Regions from separate parts of the Homo sapiens genome. Here region 2 is linked to region 1. Evidence: chromatin loops called from intact Hi-C (ENCODE). Cell type or tissue: Caco-2. All regions are shown on one strand. Each heading gives the region's core, and the rest is flanking DNA. Links, peaks and the distances in the headings are about the cores only. Region 1 has its middle 43 kb from the start of LINC01891. Region 2 has its middle 8.2 kb from the start of LINC01891.

The links. A loop is a pair of places that touch in the nucleus more often than their neighbours do. Peaks named below come from ENCODE experiments on the same cell type or tissue, not always from the same donor. Only the 100,000 strongest peaks of a DNase experiment are listed, where the experiment ranks them.
Region 2: a loop joins it to region 1, with 9 times the contacts of the local background. A loop is called at or near these places in 11 of 110 quality-filtered maps.

Annotation. Positions count from the first base shown.
Region 1 is chr2:234,406,529-234,415,727 of GRCh38, forward strand. No RefSeq gene overlaps it. Among named protein-coding and RNA genes, the nearest start is that of LINC01891, 43 kb to the right of the region's middle. In Caco-2, for the core only: no CTCF peak of the experiment used is centred there; a DNase peak (open chromatin) is centred at 4,123.
Region 2 is chr2:234,458,171-234,467,369 of GRCh38, forward strand. No RefSeq gene overlaps it. Among named protein-coding and RNA genes, the nearest start is that of LINC01891, 8.2 kb to the left of the region's middle. In Caco-2, for the core only: no CTCF peak of the experiment used is centred there; DNase peaks (open chromatin) are centred at 1,498, 4,001, 4,571 and 5,961.

The DNA.
Region 1 (9,199 bases), core at 342-8,341:
AAGAACACACACAAAAAGATCATTCTGTGTATCTTCATTTATATAAATGGCCCCTCAAATAGGAAGAACTAGACTAATAATGTTTAGAGATACAAGTTCACAGAAATAACCACAAAGAAAGGTGAGGATGCTGTTGCCTTGAACGTGGGATCTAGAAGGGAGGGGAAGCAGTGACTGATGCTGGCTGCTGGCTGTGACTTTTCTCCTGACATGAAGAGAGGTTGCAAGTATTCGCTCTGCGATAGTTCACTAAGCTGTACATTTGGTTTCATGGGGTTTTTTTTTTCCTCTAAATGTGCTTTATTTGACAATAATGTTTTTAATCTGTGGATATAAAATTTAAAAGTTTTGTCCTAAAAGAGACATCATAAAGTGATAAGATGACATGTAAGACAGGGAAGATATTTGTAAAACATAAAACTGATAAATGATTATTGTGCAGAATAAATAATGAATGCCTATAAATCGATTAGCAATATACAGTCAGGGTCAAGGATGAACCACATATATGATGATAATCCCATAGGATTATAATGGAGCTGGAAAATTCCTATCACCTAGCAGTGACGCCATAGCCATCTTCACGTGGCATAAGACATCGTGGTGGTGCTGGTGTAAGCAACCTACCATGCTGCCTGTTGTATAAAAGAGTAGCACATACAATTACGTACAGTACATGGTACTGGCTTATATATTTATAACACCCTGCTTTTAATCATTATTTCAGAATGCACTCCTTCTACACACACACACACACACACATATGTGTATATATACATATATATATATATATACATATATATATATATACATATATATATATATATATATATATATATATATATATATATATATATTTAAAGTTAATTGTAAAACAGCCTCAGGCAGCTCCCTCAGGAGGTATTCCAGAAGAAGGCACTGTCATCATAGGAGATGACAGCTCTATGCATGTAATTGCCCCTGAAAACCTTCCAGTGGGACAGTTATGTGGAGGTGGAAGACAGTGATATAGATGATTCTGACCCTGTGTAGGCCTAGGCTAATGTGTGTGTTTATGTCTTAGTTTTTAATAAAAAAGTTTAAAAAGTTAAAAAAATTGAAAATTTTAAAATAGAAAAAAGCATATAGAATGAGAATATAAAGACAAAAATATTTGGTACAGCTGTACAATGTGTTTGTGTTCTAAGTTAAGTATTATTACAAGAGTCAACTTTTTAAAAATTAAAATGTTTATAAAGTAAAAAAGTTAAAGTAAGATAAATTTATTATTGAAAAAAGGTGTTTTTGTTTGTTTGTTTTTGTTTTTTCGAGACAGAGTCTCATTCTGTTGCCCAGGCTGGAGTGCAGTGGTGCAATCTCTGCTCACTACAACCTCTGCCTCTCGGGTTCAAGCAATTCTCATGCCTCAGCCACCCGAGTAGCTGGGATTACAGGCATGCGCCACCACACTCAGCTAATTTTTTTTTTTAATTTTTTCTATTTTTAGTAGAGATGGGGATTCACCATGTTGGCTAGGCTGGTCTCGAACTCCTGGCCTCAAGTGATCTGCCCGCCTCGGTCTTCCAAAGTGCTGGGATTACAGGTGTGAGCCACTGCACCCAGCCAGGAAAATGTTTTTATAAATGTAGTATAGTCTCAGTCTCAGTGTCCAATGTTTATAAACTCTTCACAGTACAGTACTGTCCTAGGCCTTCACACTCACCCACCAGTCACTCATTCACCCACTCAGAGCAACTTCCAGTCGCTCAGGCTCCATTCATGGTAAGTACCGTATCTTTTTTTTTTTTTTTTTTTTTTTTGAGACAGAGTCTTGCTCTGTCAACAGGCTGGAGTACAGTGGCATGATCTCAGCTTACTGCAAGCTCCACCTCCCAGGTTCAAGCTATTCTCCTGCCTCAGCCTCCTGAGTAGCTGGGACTACAGGGGCTCGCCACCATGCCCAGCTAATTTTTGTATTTTTATGGGGTTTCACCATGTTGGTCGGGACGGTCTCGATCTCTTGACTTCGTGATCTGCCCACCTCAGCCTCCCAAAGTGCTGGGATTACTGGTGTGAGCCACCGCACCCAGCCACCATTTTTATCTTTTATACCCTATTTCTACTGTACCTTTTCTACATACTAACCATTGCATTATAATTGCTTACAGTATTCAGTACACTAGTACAGTCACATTCTGTGCAGGTTTGAAGCCTAGGAATAATAGGCTATCCCATATAGCCTAGGTGTGGAGTATGCTAGGCCATCTAGGTTTGTGTGAGCACATGCTATGATGTTCACACAATGACAAAGTCGCCTAACAACGCATTTCTCAGAATGCATCTTGGACATTAAGCAACACATGACTGTGTATACACATACATACATACACACATGTATGTACATGGATGTACATACTGACATGAATATATACATTTGTGTACATGCATATATGCACATACCTATATATACATTCATATATATAAATTAGACAAAATCCTGGGCAGTCATCACAGAACAGGAAAGATACCTACCAAATAAATATATGAAACCATGTACAGTATTATTAAAAGTCCAAGAAATACAAATTATAATTGAGGGGAGATGCCATTTTACTCTTCCTAGACTGGCCAAATTCAAAGTTCTGGTGACAAAGGAAAACAGAGCAGCCTGGAGAAGTGGCTGATCCAGGCAGGTGAATGAGCCTGGGTATCTTGTACCAAAGGGCAAGGCGGTTAGTAAAGACCACAGTACTGGGCACAGTAGCTCATGCCTGTAATCCCCGCACTTTGGGAGGCCAAGACAGGCAGATCACTTGAGGTTAGGAGTTCGAGACCAGCCTGGCCAACATAGTGAAACCCCGTCTCTACCGAAAATACAAAAATTAGCCAGGCGTGGTCGTGGGCGCCTGTAATCTCAGCTACTTGGGAGGCTGAGGTAGGAGAATCTCTTCAACCTGGGAGGCAGAGGTTGCAGTGAGCCAAGATTGCACCACTACACTCCAGCCTGGGTGACAAAGCAAGACTCCATCTCAAAATAAAATAAAATAACACAAAATAAAAAGTAAGATAAAATAAAAACCACAGTAGAGCCTTAAGGACTCAGCCATCAACTTGTAGGGGCTCCTACCTGCCTGCAATGCAACCATCTGTGCTTTAATAAAAACAATACCACGATAGATTAAAAACTCAGCAAACATTTCAATCCATGACTTCCTCGTGATGCCCAAAAAACATAATTGATCCCCATCAAAAACCTAATTGATCCACATTAGAGGAGGATGTAGTGAATATTACGTAATAATTTTTAAGTAAATAAATATATGTGAAATTAATTGGATGGATTAAACTTAGACGGCAGGGAGTAGAAAGAGGCACAAACAACATGGCCGGGGTACCCGAGAGTCACCGGGTCTGCTAACGGAGCTGGCTTTTGAGCTGGGCACTAAAGGATGGGGTCAAATTCCTCATGAGGGCTTGGGGCAGAGTCCATGGGTCCAGGGCAGAGCATTCAAATGTCAGAGGCAGGAGAACTTGTAATGGCCCCAGCACAGAGTCCGGTTCTCTAGAATTCAGTGGACCTGCAGGGAATTTTAGGGCAAACAGCGGAACCCACAGCATGAAGAGCCCGGGATGGTGGTGTGAGGTGGCGGGGCTCAGTGCAGTCCCCAGAGATCCCTCAGCCCTAGGCCTGGAGAAGTGATCCGCAGGGCTGCAGCGAGAGCTTCTCCCTGCCTCAGCCTTTGATTTGTTCCCACAGGAGACACTCAGCACGAACAGATCTTCCAAGATTTCAGTCACTTTTAGATTTCAGTTGCTTTAAGATTTCAGTCACTTTTAGATTTCAGTTGCTTTAAGATTTCAAGATGGCGGAGTTCAGACTCCTCTGGCGTATTTCCTGGTAGAGTGGGAAGTCCGTCCTGCCAGGGCTGGGCTCCTGCTCAGCCACCCACTCTGCATCCTTGGGCAGGTAATTCCCCTTCTAAGCATCTCTTTCCACTGTTGTGAAAACCTGAGCAAGTGAGTGAGAAGCACAGGAAAGGTGCTCAGTATGTGAGTCCCCTCCACCACCCTCAGAGTCCACCAGCCCTGCAGGGCTCTCCAGCTGCTCAGCCTAACAATCCTGGTCTCCTGGACCCTGGCCCTTGCTCTCTTTTAAGTTCTCTGATATCCATCATGTTTATCTTCTGCTTTCAAAGCTCCAGTTCCAGGGATGTCTTTTTCTGACCCATGGGTTGAGGCTAAGAGGTGAACACATTCCTCATTCGCTTCTCTGCATAGCTCACATTCTTTCTCTGAAGCCCCTGTCCTAGAAAGGATATAATCACTATTGTCAGAGACTTAGCCTGGCGAGAGCGCCCAGGAAAACTCGATCTTAAAAATTGACTCTGTCGCTTTCATCACTCTGGCTGATGGATAAACGTAAGGGTTTAACTCACACATTCTCAGATGTGTTCTAAATATTAGTAACCTTCTACTTTCCAATGAAGACTGATGATAAGCTTTCTCATAGCTGGCTCAACTCTTATATTTGTGTGTAGCTCACACTGACTCCAAGAAGAATTAAGAATCTAATGTAAGCAATGTGAGAAATCCACTCATCCCAAATCATGGTTAAAACTATTGTCTCAAAACAGTAAAATGCATTTCAAAAAAAGATTACATGTCAACTATAATAAACAGGTAGGGTTTCAATCACACAGCAGAATAGAAACAAAGAAGAGGTCACTCTTTCCCCTCTTATTTAAATGACTTTCCAGCTAGTCTAAAAGCAAACAAGTGCTCCGGGTGCTGTGGCTCACGCCTGTAATCCCAGCACTTCGGGAGGCCGAAGTGGGCGGATCACAAGGTCAGGAGTTCAAGACCAGCCTGACCAACATGGTGAAACCCCGTCTCTACTAAAAATACAAAAATTAGCCGGGCGTCATGGCGGGCACCTGTAGTCCCAGCTACTCGGGAGGCTGAGGCAAGAGAATTGCCTGAACTCAGGAGGTGGAGGTTGCAGTGGGCCGAGATCGTACCACTGCACTCCAGCCTGGGCATCAGTGCAAGACTCTATCTCAAAAAATCAAACAAAAACCATACAACAAGTGTCTAATGTGTGTAGAAGCTCTAACTAGGATAACTCGTTTAGTAAGTCATTTTTTTCTAAGACTTCATGTTGTATTTCAAACAGATTTCACTGCCCACTGCTCACCCCTAAGTTGGGCTTCTAAATTGAAATTCTGGACCACAATGCAAATAATTATGTTGCAATATATTGGGGCAGCAAAGTAACTGACTTAAATATCCCATCTACTTTTCAGGGAAACCTGGGCTCCTTGGAGTCCCCAAGAAGCCATCATTTGTTGAGCTTCATTTTCATGGTGGGAAAGGGTTTTTCTCTTGCAGCACAGTTATTAGAAAACGCAAGCTGTGTTGACGCAAATTTTCATAAGCTGTAACAGAAGCGTCCCTTTCTTAAATAAGTCATCAGGACATAAAACTGAACTACTTTGCATGTGGCTTAGCAAAGCCATTGACGAGCTGTGTGGTCTCAGCCTTCTGTTTTCCCTCAGAGCCTTAAATGAACTACTCTCTATGGCCCTTACAGACCTCAGATGCTGAGATTCTCTGAGGTTCCTCCACTGGGACTGATGATTGGAAGCTTTCAAATAGGACAGATTTCTGGACCTGACATAACCCACTGAATTTGTGTCTCTGGGGGAGGGTCCAGGAGCTGCATCTGTAGGAAGTCCCCAGATGCTGCTATTAGGGAGTTCTGGAGGCAGAGGTGTGGGCCATCAGCCATTCCGCAGTGGACCCCTTGGATGATAAATCCTGAACTGATTTTGATTCTGCATGGAGAGATGGACATAAATAAAGCCAAGAAGAAATCTCTGTTAAGCTGAGAAAGTATGCAGTTGTTTCTCAAGACAGACTGAATGGGCCGTGTCTGTAGGAGGAGAAAACTGTAGTCTTCTCAAATTCATTTTCTTTGTGATGTCCCCTAAACAAATCTGGTGGGAGATTTTCCTGTTGTCATCACTTTTTTGGGGGTTGGATAGCTTCGATGTCTCATATTTTCACATTAAGAAGGAAAGGCAGAGAGAACATAGTACCATATAAAAATGATAATAACTTTAAAAGCTTCTGTTCTCTAAGGTGGGGCACATTCCAGGAAATGGTAGGAAGGGAACCAGTTCATGACCATCTGATGGGAGAGGATCTTGTCCCGGAGGGGAGGCGTACCTCAAAATCCTAGACATTAGCCAGAGCAGTCGCTGGGTGTGAACTCCGTCTAAATTGCTAGCTTCCTGTCGTGTACTTAGATCCAGTGCCAAGTTTGAGGATGACTCCTACACCATCTCTCTGGCATCATGCACGGATATGCACAGTGTGGAGAGAGAAACATGCGATGGGGCCACAGAGTGTAATACTGACCCATAGAGTACTATCCCAGCTTATCCTCAGGCTGCCGGAGACACACCCAAATCTGCAGGGCCAAAAGTCCATGTGTCAGAGTAGACAGAGAAGGATGTAACCTAACCCTTTGGCAGAGTCTTCTGGCTCAGAGAGACAATGCCAGTAAAGGAGGCAGATGGAAAGTGGTCAGCATCATCTATGGATTAATTAGTGCCATCCACTAGAGCCCAGTCAAATGGAAGGTTGCCCAGGTATCCCAATGGTATTGTGCAGCTAATGTGATACATGATTTAGACGGCACGCCAAGCATGCTAACATAGACATAAATGGCCAGCGTGTTTTATCCCTGTCCAGTTATCCCTGGAATTATGTAATTTAAGATCAGGATAAAAGAAAAAAGAAACACAATCAAAGAATCACCAAGCTCTAGCTTTACAAGAATGACACATTTGAAATCAAAATACAATTTGATTTTGCAATGGATTGAAAATTGTTCATCCTACCAAGTAGTCCTTTGTTGAAATAGTCTCAGGTGTGCAAGGTCTCAAGTAACAAACCTATGGATAACTTCCTGAATGAACTATTAAAGATGACACAAAGATAAAAATGAGAGATTGGTAGAGCTGTTGTTAAAAGACTGACAGTGTGCGTTGAGATTAAGTAAACAAGTGTAATCACTGTACTTTGATTACAAAATGTACTAAACTAGAAACAGTCTTTGTCGTAGCTTATCTGTATTATTAAAAAAAAGAACAAAACTTGAAACAAGCAAACGACAAATAAAAACAATTTTTTTTTTTTTAGGCGGAGTCTCGCTCTGTCGCTCAGGCTGGAGTGCAATTGCGCGATCTCAGCTCACTGCAACCTCTGCCTCCTGGGTTCAGGCAATTCTCTTACCTCAGCCTTCTAAGTAGCTGGGACTACAGGCATATGCCACCACACCCGGCTAATTTTGTATTTTTAGTAGAGACAGGGTTTCACTGTGTTAGCCAGGATGGTCTTGAACTCCTGACCTCGTGATCCGCCTGCCTCAGCCTCCCAAAGTGCTGGGATTACAGGCGTGGGACACTGCACCCAGCCATAAAAACAATTTTTAAAAACAGGCTATAGGCCGGGCTCAGTGGCTCACGTCTACAATCCCAGCAATTTGGGAGGCCGAGTGGAGCAGATCATCTGAGGTCAGGAGTTTGAAACCAGCCTGGCCAACATGGTGAAACCCCATCTCTACTAAAATTACAAAAATTAGCCTGGCATGGTAGCTCGTGCCTGTAGTCCCAGCTACTTGGGAGGCTGAGGCATGAGAATTGCTTGAACCTAGGAGGCAGAGGTTGCAGTGAGCTGAGATCGTGCCACCGCACTCCAGCCTGGGTGACAGAGTGAGACTCTATCTCAAAAAAAAAAAAGCAGGCTATAATCCCAATAACAATAATGGGGTGAAGTTGTCACCTAATTTCTTATATTCTGTAAAACAGTTCAATTTATTATTTTACAGCATAAATAGAAATGTATGGGCTTAAGAATGGCTTTGAAAGGTTTTGTTCCCTCTGATAGAATTTAAAGGAATGTATGACTTTCCATTGTACTATAGAGTGTAATGGCTAAGAAAATCCAGCATGTATGGTGACCGTGGCAAAAGGCCTCTTAAAATGTAGAGGAACAGACAAAATGGTGGTGCATGTGAAACACCCAGTAACATGAGCTCTGACATTATAAATGAGGAGTGTTATAATTAAGATGTTTTCTAAGCCAGCATAGATTTATGCTTACGCTTCTGATAAGAGCTCCGCCTGGCATTTGGAGCTACAGCTAGCATGCCGTGCTGAAGCTGACCGCACCCTCACCCATCTTATCTATGCTAATGCCCACAGGAAGTGAAAGATACCATGCTTCTGTAATCTCACCCATGGATACATCTTTTGATGAGGAAGAAGGCAAGGGCTGATGCATGCAATACAAGTTATGAACATTTCTGTAAGCAGGGAAATAGCATCCACAGATACCACGTCATTTCTTTATTTCACCATTACTTTTGAGCAATGACATTGGGTTTTCGAGAGAAAGACCCTTGCTCCATTTGAACCAGCATTGTTTGCCATAAGACAACCAATAAACAAGCAACCAACCTAACAATAAAAACATCCATTGGTGACAGGAGCTATAAAGAGAACTGCAATGAGGTGATGTAATAGAGTGCTATCCTAGCTGGGTGGTGAAGGTGACACTCTAAGAGATGGCAACTGGCAGAATTCCAAAGAACAAGTGCCAGCCAGGTAGAAATGCAAGGAAGAGCATTCCAGGCAGAGGGAAGAGCTGACACAAAGGTAACAGGCAAGGAAATATCCTGCCATCAAAGAAGAACCATGGAAAGTGTGGAGGGCCAGAGACAACACAGAGCATGGCTGGAGAGGAGAACAGAATGTGTTCAGTGATGGAAGCTGAAGTCAGGCTTACCTTGGTGAGCCAGGATGGGACTTTAGATTGTGTTTGTGTTTTGTAGGTCCATCAGTAAGGTTTATGCAGAGACTGCCATGATCTCATTCCAATGTTGTAAAAAATCATGAAAACGTGGAGACCACACTTTAGTGGGCTCTGGGAGACAGTAGCAGAATCCAGAAGGCCGGGTAGGAAGCCACTTCAGTAGTTGAGGTGTGAAAGATTGTGCCTTACACCAGGATGGTAGGGGTGGAGATAGAAGTAGATGAATTGGGAGCATGTTTTGGAGGCAAAGATAATAAGACTTGTTGAAGAACCAGACACAGGGAGTGAGAAAAGAAAGGTGATAGAATCTGCAGAAGGAGCAGGTTTGTGGGATCGGAAT
Region 2 (9,199 bases), core at 353-8,352, 52 kb after region 1:
ATATTTTCCATTCACAGACCTTGATTGGAAGGATTATTGATTCATATACTAGGAAGTAATGCAAGGAGAGAAATTGCTGAGCATGTGGTCAAGTTTAAATATCGTTGCAGGTGGTCTTATAGCAGGCTCCCCAGTGCGGTCAGCCCCTTGATATTCATGCCTGTGTACAATCTCTCCTTGAGTGTGGACTTGCTTCTAACATATATAATGCAGCAGAAGTAATGGGAGGTCACTTCTAAGGTTAGGTTATAAAAAGGCTATGGCTTCCATCTTGGCTGCTTGCTCTCTTTCTTCTCCCTCTCCCCTCTCTCTCCTTCCCCCCGCCGGTCCCCAACACTCAAATCACTCATGCTGGGGAAAGTTAGCTGCCATGTTGTGATCAGCCCTGTGGTGAGGCCTACATGACATGAGCAGGAGCTGTGCCCTCAGTCCAACTGCTCACGAGGAACTGGATTTTGCCAAACCACATGAACGAGCTTGGAATCAGGTTCCTCAGCTCCACTTGAGCCTTGAGATGGCTGCAACCCTGGCCAACAGCTTGACCACAGTCTCATGTGAGGCTCTAAGCCAGAAACACCCAGATAAGCAGCTCCCAAGTTTCTGATCCACAGAAACTGACATAATAAATGACATGACAAATAAACTGACTTGTTTGTTGTTATAAGCTGCTAAGTTTTGGGGTAATCATTATGCAGCAATAACTAACTGATACAAATACTCGTAAACAATAACAATAGCAATGACTAACACTGGATCATATAACATGAGAGATACTGCAAGTGACTAGAGTCAGTGTGTTCTAAATTCCTTGTATTATTGATGAAGGTAGAGATATCAATTTATTTTAAAATTTGTTAAGTCAAGAGGTATATATAAGCTTTAAGAATAACCAGTGAAGGAATAAAAATATTACTTCCAAACCAGTGGAGAGGAGGAAAAAAGAGATAAGGAAAACCAGCAATTCAAGATAAGGCAAAAAAGGGAGAAAAATAGAAGCACAGAAAAAGTGTAGTGAAAAGGGCAAATAAGCTGTTAAAAATTAAAAGACATATCTCATATTCCATACATTCTAGAGCTTGTCAATTTCTCCTTTACACCACTCAGAGAAACTTCTAAAATACAATCTGCTCATAAATTGTATTCTTTTGAGGAAAGAGCATGCTGATAACAATCAGAACTGACCACGTAATGAAACTTGCTATGGCCAATTTGAAGCTTGGAGTAGAGGAGAATGAATTGTGGATAAAGTCAAGAATTGGCTGCAATACTCTCTAGCTTTGTGAACCTGGACAAGCATCTTAGTTTCTCATTTGTAAAACAGAGGGTAATTCTTGCCTTAACCTCTTTGCTGGATATTTGTGACACTCATAAAAGAACAAATATGGAAAAGTAGACTATAGTTTGGATATAATTTGTTTGGCCCCACCAAGTGTCATGCTGAAATCTGATCCCTGAAGGCACCTCACGGGAGGAAGGTGGGGCCTAACGGGTGGTGCTCGGGTCTTAAGGCGGGTCCCTCACAATGGCTTGGTGCCCTCTTGTAGGTAATGAGGGAGGCCCTGCTCTATCAGTTCTCACAAGAGTTCTCCCAAGAGCTGGTTGTTAAAAACAGCCTGGCACCTTCCCTTCCTCTCTCTTGCTTTCACTCTCCCTGTGTGACCTCTGCACACCAACTCCCCTTCGGCTTCTGCCGTGGTAGGAAGCAGCCTGAAGCCCTCAACAGAAGCCCTCAACAGAAGAAGATGCTGGTACCACATTTCCTGTAGAGCCTGCAGAACCATGAGCCAGATAAACCTCCATTCTTTATAATTACCCAGCCTCAGGTATTCCTCTATAGCAATACAAAAATAGACTAAAACAAGGCACATAGTAAAGTTCCATACAGGCCAGGTGTGGTGGCTCACTCCTGCAATCCCAGCAACTTGGGAGGCTGAGGCAGGAGGATTGCTTGAACCCAGGAGTTCAAGATCAGCCTAGGCAACATAGTCAGACCCCATTTTTACTAAAAATTTAAAAATTAGCTGGGCATGGTGGTGCACACCTCTGGTCCCAGCTACTTGGGAGGCTGTGGTGGGAGGATTGCTTGAGCCCAGGAGTTACAGGCTGCAGTGAGCAACAGTTGTGCCACTGCAGTCCACTCCAGCCTGGGCAGCAGAGTGCGACCCTGTCTAAAAAAAGAATTAAATAAAATAAATAAAAAAATAAAAAGGAGAAGAAGAAGAAAACAAGAAAAGTTTCATTAACATATTTATCTATAATACAATCTAGTGTTTATTGCTAGGAGCTGAAGAGTAATCTATATTTTTCAGTTTCAGTTTTACTGGCAGTGAAATACCATCCTGGCTATATCAGGCTACCTTAGACCCAGTTTTAAATCGTATGTCATTTTCATCTCTTTGTATCTCAGATTCCCAGGAATTTGCAGTACAAGACTGTGGTTTACTAATTCTTGGATCATTCATTCATCATTTAATAATCTATCTGCAGAGCATGCTAAATCCATGGGAAAGAGAGGAGGAGGTAAGTGTGAGAAGGGTTCAATTCCCTGCACGTGCACACCACTTCTACCAGACCCCTCCTGTCACTGAGGAGGGCCAGGGTGGGGACTGTGGGGATCTTCTCCCTCACACATCTTAGAGTTCCTCCTCCCAAGTCTACGTGTTCCAGGCTGTATAAAAGATCATCAAAGACGCTGGAAACTTGATTTGCTTGTTTATCCACAAGTGCCAGCCTCAGTACACCCTACATTTTCTTAGGCTCTCTTCTTCCCATTAATTGGCTAAATTCCCCTGAGAGTTTATAAGATGGACTTGTTTGGCAGCTTGTGTCCGCACACAGCCCGAAGCAGCCGGTACCTCCGCCTCAACATCCCAGGTCCCATCATAAATAAGTCAAACCTGCCTTCTGAATTGCGTTGGTGAGCATAGTTGGCCAGTGCCTGCCTGTGCGGTGGAGCCCTTTCTGCGACTGAACGGGCCTCCTAGAAGGAGCTGAAGCGGGCAGGGGAACCTCAAGGAATCCAGACGTTCAGTTAGGGTTGGTGTTCCCAAAGTTCACGTCCTATCATCTTGATTCAAAAATTTTTAATGGGCAAAATTGGCTGGAACTACCACCAAAACTCATATATAAGAAACGAATGGTCCAGAAACTCTTCAGTTATAAAATACGAAGAAAAAAATACTTAGAAATTTCGACTTCAAAAAAGTTCATTCTTATAAGGGGGCTAAGTTCCTCTGAAGATTATAAATGAGGTCATATATGCAAAATGCATCAAACAATGCCTGACTCATTGTTAACACACAAATATAAGCTTTTGGTATTATCAACTTGCTGCTTGCAAATTTTTCTGGACTCACCATATAAAACACATACCCGAGTTTTGTTTTTCTTTGTTTCTAATCAAATTTGCAACTTGTTTATAAACACCAAATTCCTATTCGATTTTTAAGGAAATTCTATATCTCTTAGACAATGTAAGACTTAAGCTTTTTGTTTATTTAAAATAAATAAATTTAAACCAGCTTATTATGGGGTATAAACTTAGTCTTGATTTTAAACTTGTAATAGCAGAAATAGGAGAAATACAGGACTCACAAATTCATATATGAGTGTATGTGTAGGAGTTAATAACCAAAGGTTGAGTTTCTTTACAGTAGGATTTCTCTAGAACTTAAAAATCTAATTTCCCTGTTGTAGAGTTAACCCTTAAAATCAACCTGATGGAGAGCAGAAACATAACCACCACGATGGATGAACCAGTAAGAAGTGGCTATAACTTCTAAAGGGCTGAGCACAGCCCAGGACTGCGTCTGGGAGAGCACCAGTTGAATTGTTCACCCCCGAAACAACACAGGAGGACATTCATTGGTCAGGCTCATGCAAGTTTCCAATCTGCTTGACTGGTATGGCTCTTCCTACAAACCAGCTCATCGGCATTATAGTCTTGATCAGTTCTTGTCCCTAAAACGACAGAGTTCCTGAGCCTTCAGGGAAGAGGGTCACATTCTTGACCCCAATTGCTTCCCCAGGTAGGGCCCAGCCTGGCTACCAGCCGGCTTCTCCAGGCAGCACATTGCACACTCTGGAGCAAGTCGGCCCCCAAACTCAACCAGTCATCTTCATGGATATGCCGTTGGCCGACAAACCCACGTCCCCACCTCATCTCCAAAGTTCTGATGATTGCAACATTCACACTTTCACTCAACCTTACCACTTTGGGCTGTGATCCTCTTAGGGCCACAGTAGGTGAAATCTTAGCCAGATGGGTGTGGCCTCACAGCAAGACTTGGCTACAGCCCCTGTGGCTGCATCCGTCCTTATGAGTGAACTCTTTCCACAGATCATAGGAGCATGTTTCTCCCACTTCAGTCAGCAGCTTTCCCCTGGACAGCCTTCCAGGCTTCCACTACTGCCCCCCTACCCCACTGCCCAGGGTTCAATAGTTGCCATTTCCAACTGGTCCTTCTGGTGTGCCCTGGAGAGCATTCCCTGGGCCTACGCAATCTTCCAACTTAAGAATGCTCTGCAGACATCACTCTGGTTGCTCAAGGTGGGGCAGTAAACTTTTATTTACAGGTCATCTGATAACCCTGAACTCTAGCCCAATGACCTGGAGAAGATGAAAGGCAGCTGCATTGCTCAAGGTGAAAAAGAGACACAGGCTAGCAGAAAGACACACAGTGAATAACACCATCAAAGGAACGGATGCATGGGAAGAGGAGAGATGGTGATGCCAGCCAGATGTGGCCGTGGGCTGGTGTTTCCTCTGGCCAGCAGTTCCAATGACACCTCCTCCTGAGGGCTTTACAGGGTGCCCAAATCGAACAATGCCATACTCTGAGCTCCTTTCATACCTCTGTCCATTTTCAGAGGCTGCACACATTACAAGGTTTTGGAATTGATTTGTTTTTCTGCCCACAGCAGCCTCCAGGCTCTCAGGGCATTGGAGCCTGTTCCTGGTACATCCTTCTACTCCAAATACCAAGTACAGTGCTTGGAACATGGTGGCAGATCTTTAAAATTGTGTTTCTTTTCTTTTTTCTTTTTTTTTTTTTTTTTGAGACTGAATCTCGCTCTGTTGCCTGGGCTGGAGTGCAGTGGCATGATCTCGGCTCACTGCAACCTCTGCCTCCTGGGTTCAAGTGATTCTCCTGCCTCAGCCTCCCGAGTAGCTGGGACTACCGGTGTGTACCACCAAGCCCAGCTAATTTTTGTATTTTTAGTAGTGACGGGGTTTCAGGCCTGATAGGGACCCTCAGAATTGTCCTGCTGCAGGGCACAGATTCCCTGTATTCCTCAACTTCCCCACCGCTCGAGGAGTTTCTCGAACTCCTGACCTCGTGGTCCGCCCGCTTTGGTCTCCCAAACTGCTGGGATTACAGGCCTGAGCCACCGCGCCTGGCCTAAAATTGTATTTCATTGAGTGAAATCTGTTCCTAAGGAATTGCTTTCCAATGAGATAGTCCGGGCAGTCCTTTCTTCAGACTCTCCCTGACCCCATCACATACGAGGCTTCCCTCTGACAATGTCTGACTTCCCCTTGCTCCTGGAAGGAGCTGAGGGAGGGACATCAATTCATTATGACACTGGCTTTTCTCAGCCTCTTGGAACCACGGGCCTACTTATGCCACCTCGGTGTTTCCCTGAGAAGATATGCTTGGGCTCAACCTGTCTGCACTCATTTCTAACTCCCTTAGGCTTCCTTGTGTTGGGTAAGGCATTCTCCATTTCGGTTGAATTTTTTAAGTTTACTACTCAAAAGTATCACTTATCAGGTCCCCAAATGGTCTAGGCAAATACGTGTTCACATTAGCCACTGTCTTCTAGGAAAAATTCTCCTAAAGTATTATTAAAAATCTGCTCCTTGATGAGTAATCACTTGCTTTCTCTTTCCCCTTCTCGTCATTGTTTACTGTGCTCCGAATGTTTGCCAAAGGCGCAGGTGGGAGCCGTTCTGCGGCACGGGAGGCTTATTATTCACGTGCATTTCCACCGTGCAGTTGAGAACTGATGATATCACAGCAGTGATATCTCTGTGGTTTCTATGAGCAGAACGGATGGAAGCGATACACCAGGCTCATCAAACCAGACCCAGGCAAATGCAGCCCTCAGGTCATCACGCGCAGCTCTCTTCTGCTGGTGTCTGCAAAGCATTCTAAGAGCCTGGCTTGAAAATGCTTAAAAGCGCAAGGTGTACGTTTTCAGAACAAAATTAATCCACCCAGTCTGCACAAACAGCTCCAAGATCTTCTGCGGTATAATTGACATATAAGTCACAATCATAAAAGTGAATCAGCCACGTCCCTGAAACACAGTCGGAGATGAGGTGCTAACTTCTTGAAGTGGCTGCATGAGTTTTCTTTGGCTGCTGTAACAAACCATCACATCAGTGGCTTAAACAACCCGAATCTATTAAAAGTCCAACGCAGGTGTCGCTGAGCTAGAATTGAGGTGTCAGCAGGCCTGTGTTCTTTCTGAAGAATGCAGGGGAGAAGCTGTTTCCTTATCTTTTCCAGCTTCTAGGAACCACCCATCTATTTTGACTCGGGGCCCCTCTTCCACCTTCAAAGCCAGCGATGGTGCCTTCCCCTGCCTTCCTTCCAGAGCCCTCTCTCCCTCTCCAGTTCTGCTGCCCTCTAATCCTTGTAGGATCCTTAAACATTGGGCCCATTTGGACAATTCAGAATAATCTCTCTGTTTTAAAGTCAATTAGTAGCTTTAATTTTATCCACAGCATCAATTTCCCTTTCCATGTAATGTAACACACACAGAGATTTTAGGGCCTGTGACAGGAACCCCTCTAGGGGGCTATTTTTCTGCAGACCAGTGGTGACCTACTTATCCAGGGATGTATCTCACTCACTGCCCAGCAGTGCTGGAGCCAGGTTGCAGGTGCCAGTTTGCCTGGAAGGTGAAGAAGGTGTTTGCATCTGGACCTGGCCTCGGCACTTGCTGGTGTGTGCCCTTGGGAAAGTCACTGTGTTAGTTTGGATTCCCAGGGTTTGGGGCACAAGGCATTTATTTTGGAAGTAATTCCAGGAAGCACTGTGAGGGTGTGGGGACATTCGTCAGGGCAGGAAGCTAAAAAGGAATAAGCTATGAGTAGGTGGCCACTGTGGGCAGTGGGGCTCAGGCCTTCTAGGGACCCTTAGAATTGTCCTGCTGCAGGGCACAAATGCCCTGTATTCCTCAACCCCCCGCCCCCCAGTCCCGCTCAATGACTGAGAGCTGCTCCTGGAACCCTGTCCTGCCCTGGTGTGGGTTGAGTCTGCTCCCAGGGCCGGAGGACATCCTGAGGCAAAAAGTGACACAGGAAACTGTCCCCAGTCAGCAGGCGGCTCTGGGCAAGCCAAGTAGATGTGGATGGGGCACGGCTAGCAACTGCCACATTCTCTGAGCCTCGGTTTCCTCAGCTGTAAACATAGGAGGATAATGATACTATGTACCTACACTGAGGTCATTGTGAGGATCAACTGGGACAATACAAGCTCATTAATTAGCACAGTACCTGGCACACACTCGGCACCCAAGGCATGCCATGGTTATTATTCTATCGACTCCCTGGCTGTGTGGCCCACGATGAGTGACCTCGTCCTCTCCTGCTCTGTTTCCTCACTTGTGACCTGACAAAACTCATTCATTCATGCCTCCCATCCCTGGGGAGTCAGGCACAGTGTGAGAAGCTAGGACACTGAGTGACACAGCAGACACCATCCTCGCTCACGTGGCCCTTCCAAGCCTGCTCTGAGAGACAGATGGCAGCCAAACAATCCTACAAGTAACAATAAGAGGAAGCTGGGAAGGCGCTGAGAGAGAGGGGTACACGATGTCGGGGGACATGCCAGGGTGGGAATGGTGGGGAGGGTTGGGGGGCTTCTGTTAGCAAGTTGAGGCTGCTTGAGAGCCTGAGAGAGGGATCCCTGAGGACAAAAGAGGAAGGAGAGCTCTTTGGGCAGCAGCAACACGTGCAGAGGACCTGGGGCTGGAAGGAGCCAGGTGAATTCAATAAACTGCACCAAGGAAGGGGTGGTGTGGCTTGAGCAAGAAGGGCAGGGAGGGGCGGGCACAGGGTGGGTCGAGGAGCAGTCAAGGGCCTGGCATCTCAGGTCAAGTTCAGTCTTATCCAAGGAACCATGAGAAGTCACTGAAGTTGGACTTACGTTCTGGAAGGTTCCTTCCAGCTCCAAACTGTAGTGGGTAACATAACATCTAAACACCTGCCTATAATGCAAGACAGAAGGAAGGGATGCTTTGCTTCATTTTGTAATTAACCTTAGATTATTTTGCCAGCTATTCTAATCATTTCTTGCCTAGCTCAAAGCCCTGGAATGATCTGAAATCAATCAGCCAATCAATCTTTTCTTTTTAAAAGATACAAGAAAGCAGACAGCAGAGTCTCCATTCAACGTTTAGCTCACCCTTTGGTGGGCAGCAACTCACGTGTGGACATTCATAACTTCACCATGGGTTGGAGAGGCTCCGCTGATGGGGGAGGGTGGCCCCACGGGCACGGACTGTCTTCGTGCCATCTTATTTCTGACCCTGTGCTACAGCCGGGGCGCCTGTGTGTTGTGTTTGGTCAGGCAGGTCCATTGTCTTTGTCCCAGTTCAATTCAACTTCAATCAAGTCCATAACCTTTAACTGAGCAGCCTACTATTGTAGGGTCACAGTGCCTTTCCACAGGGCCTGGGAACTCAGACCAAACCACAGCTTTCCCTTACATCCTGGTGGATTCTCAAGAATGTTCTGGCCGGATGGTAAGGAGAGCTGTTTACTCATTATAATGCCCCATCACCATCAGGTGAACAATCTGGAAAGACCCCTGCAGGCCAGAAGGAAGGGGAGCTCCTCAGGGATCAATGTGTGCAGCCAACATGGCAGTCCACAGCTCCAAGCTGGACCTCTGAGTCCTCCGGTGTGCTTTGTGGACATACCGAGAAGGCACTGGTGCTACGGATGAAATGGACAACATAGTGTTAGGGGCTGCCTGTTTGTGCCCCAACACCACATTCACATGTTAGAGCTCTCATGAATCTCCAGTGTCATGCTAGATAGAGATGGGGACTTTGGGAGGTGATTGGGTTTAGATGAGGTCATGAGAGTGGGGTCCCTATGATGATATTAATATCCTTATAAGAAGAGGAAGAGGGACCAGAACTGTCCTGCTCTCTCTTCTGTGTGAGGACACAGCCAGAAGCC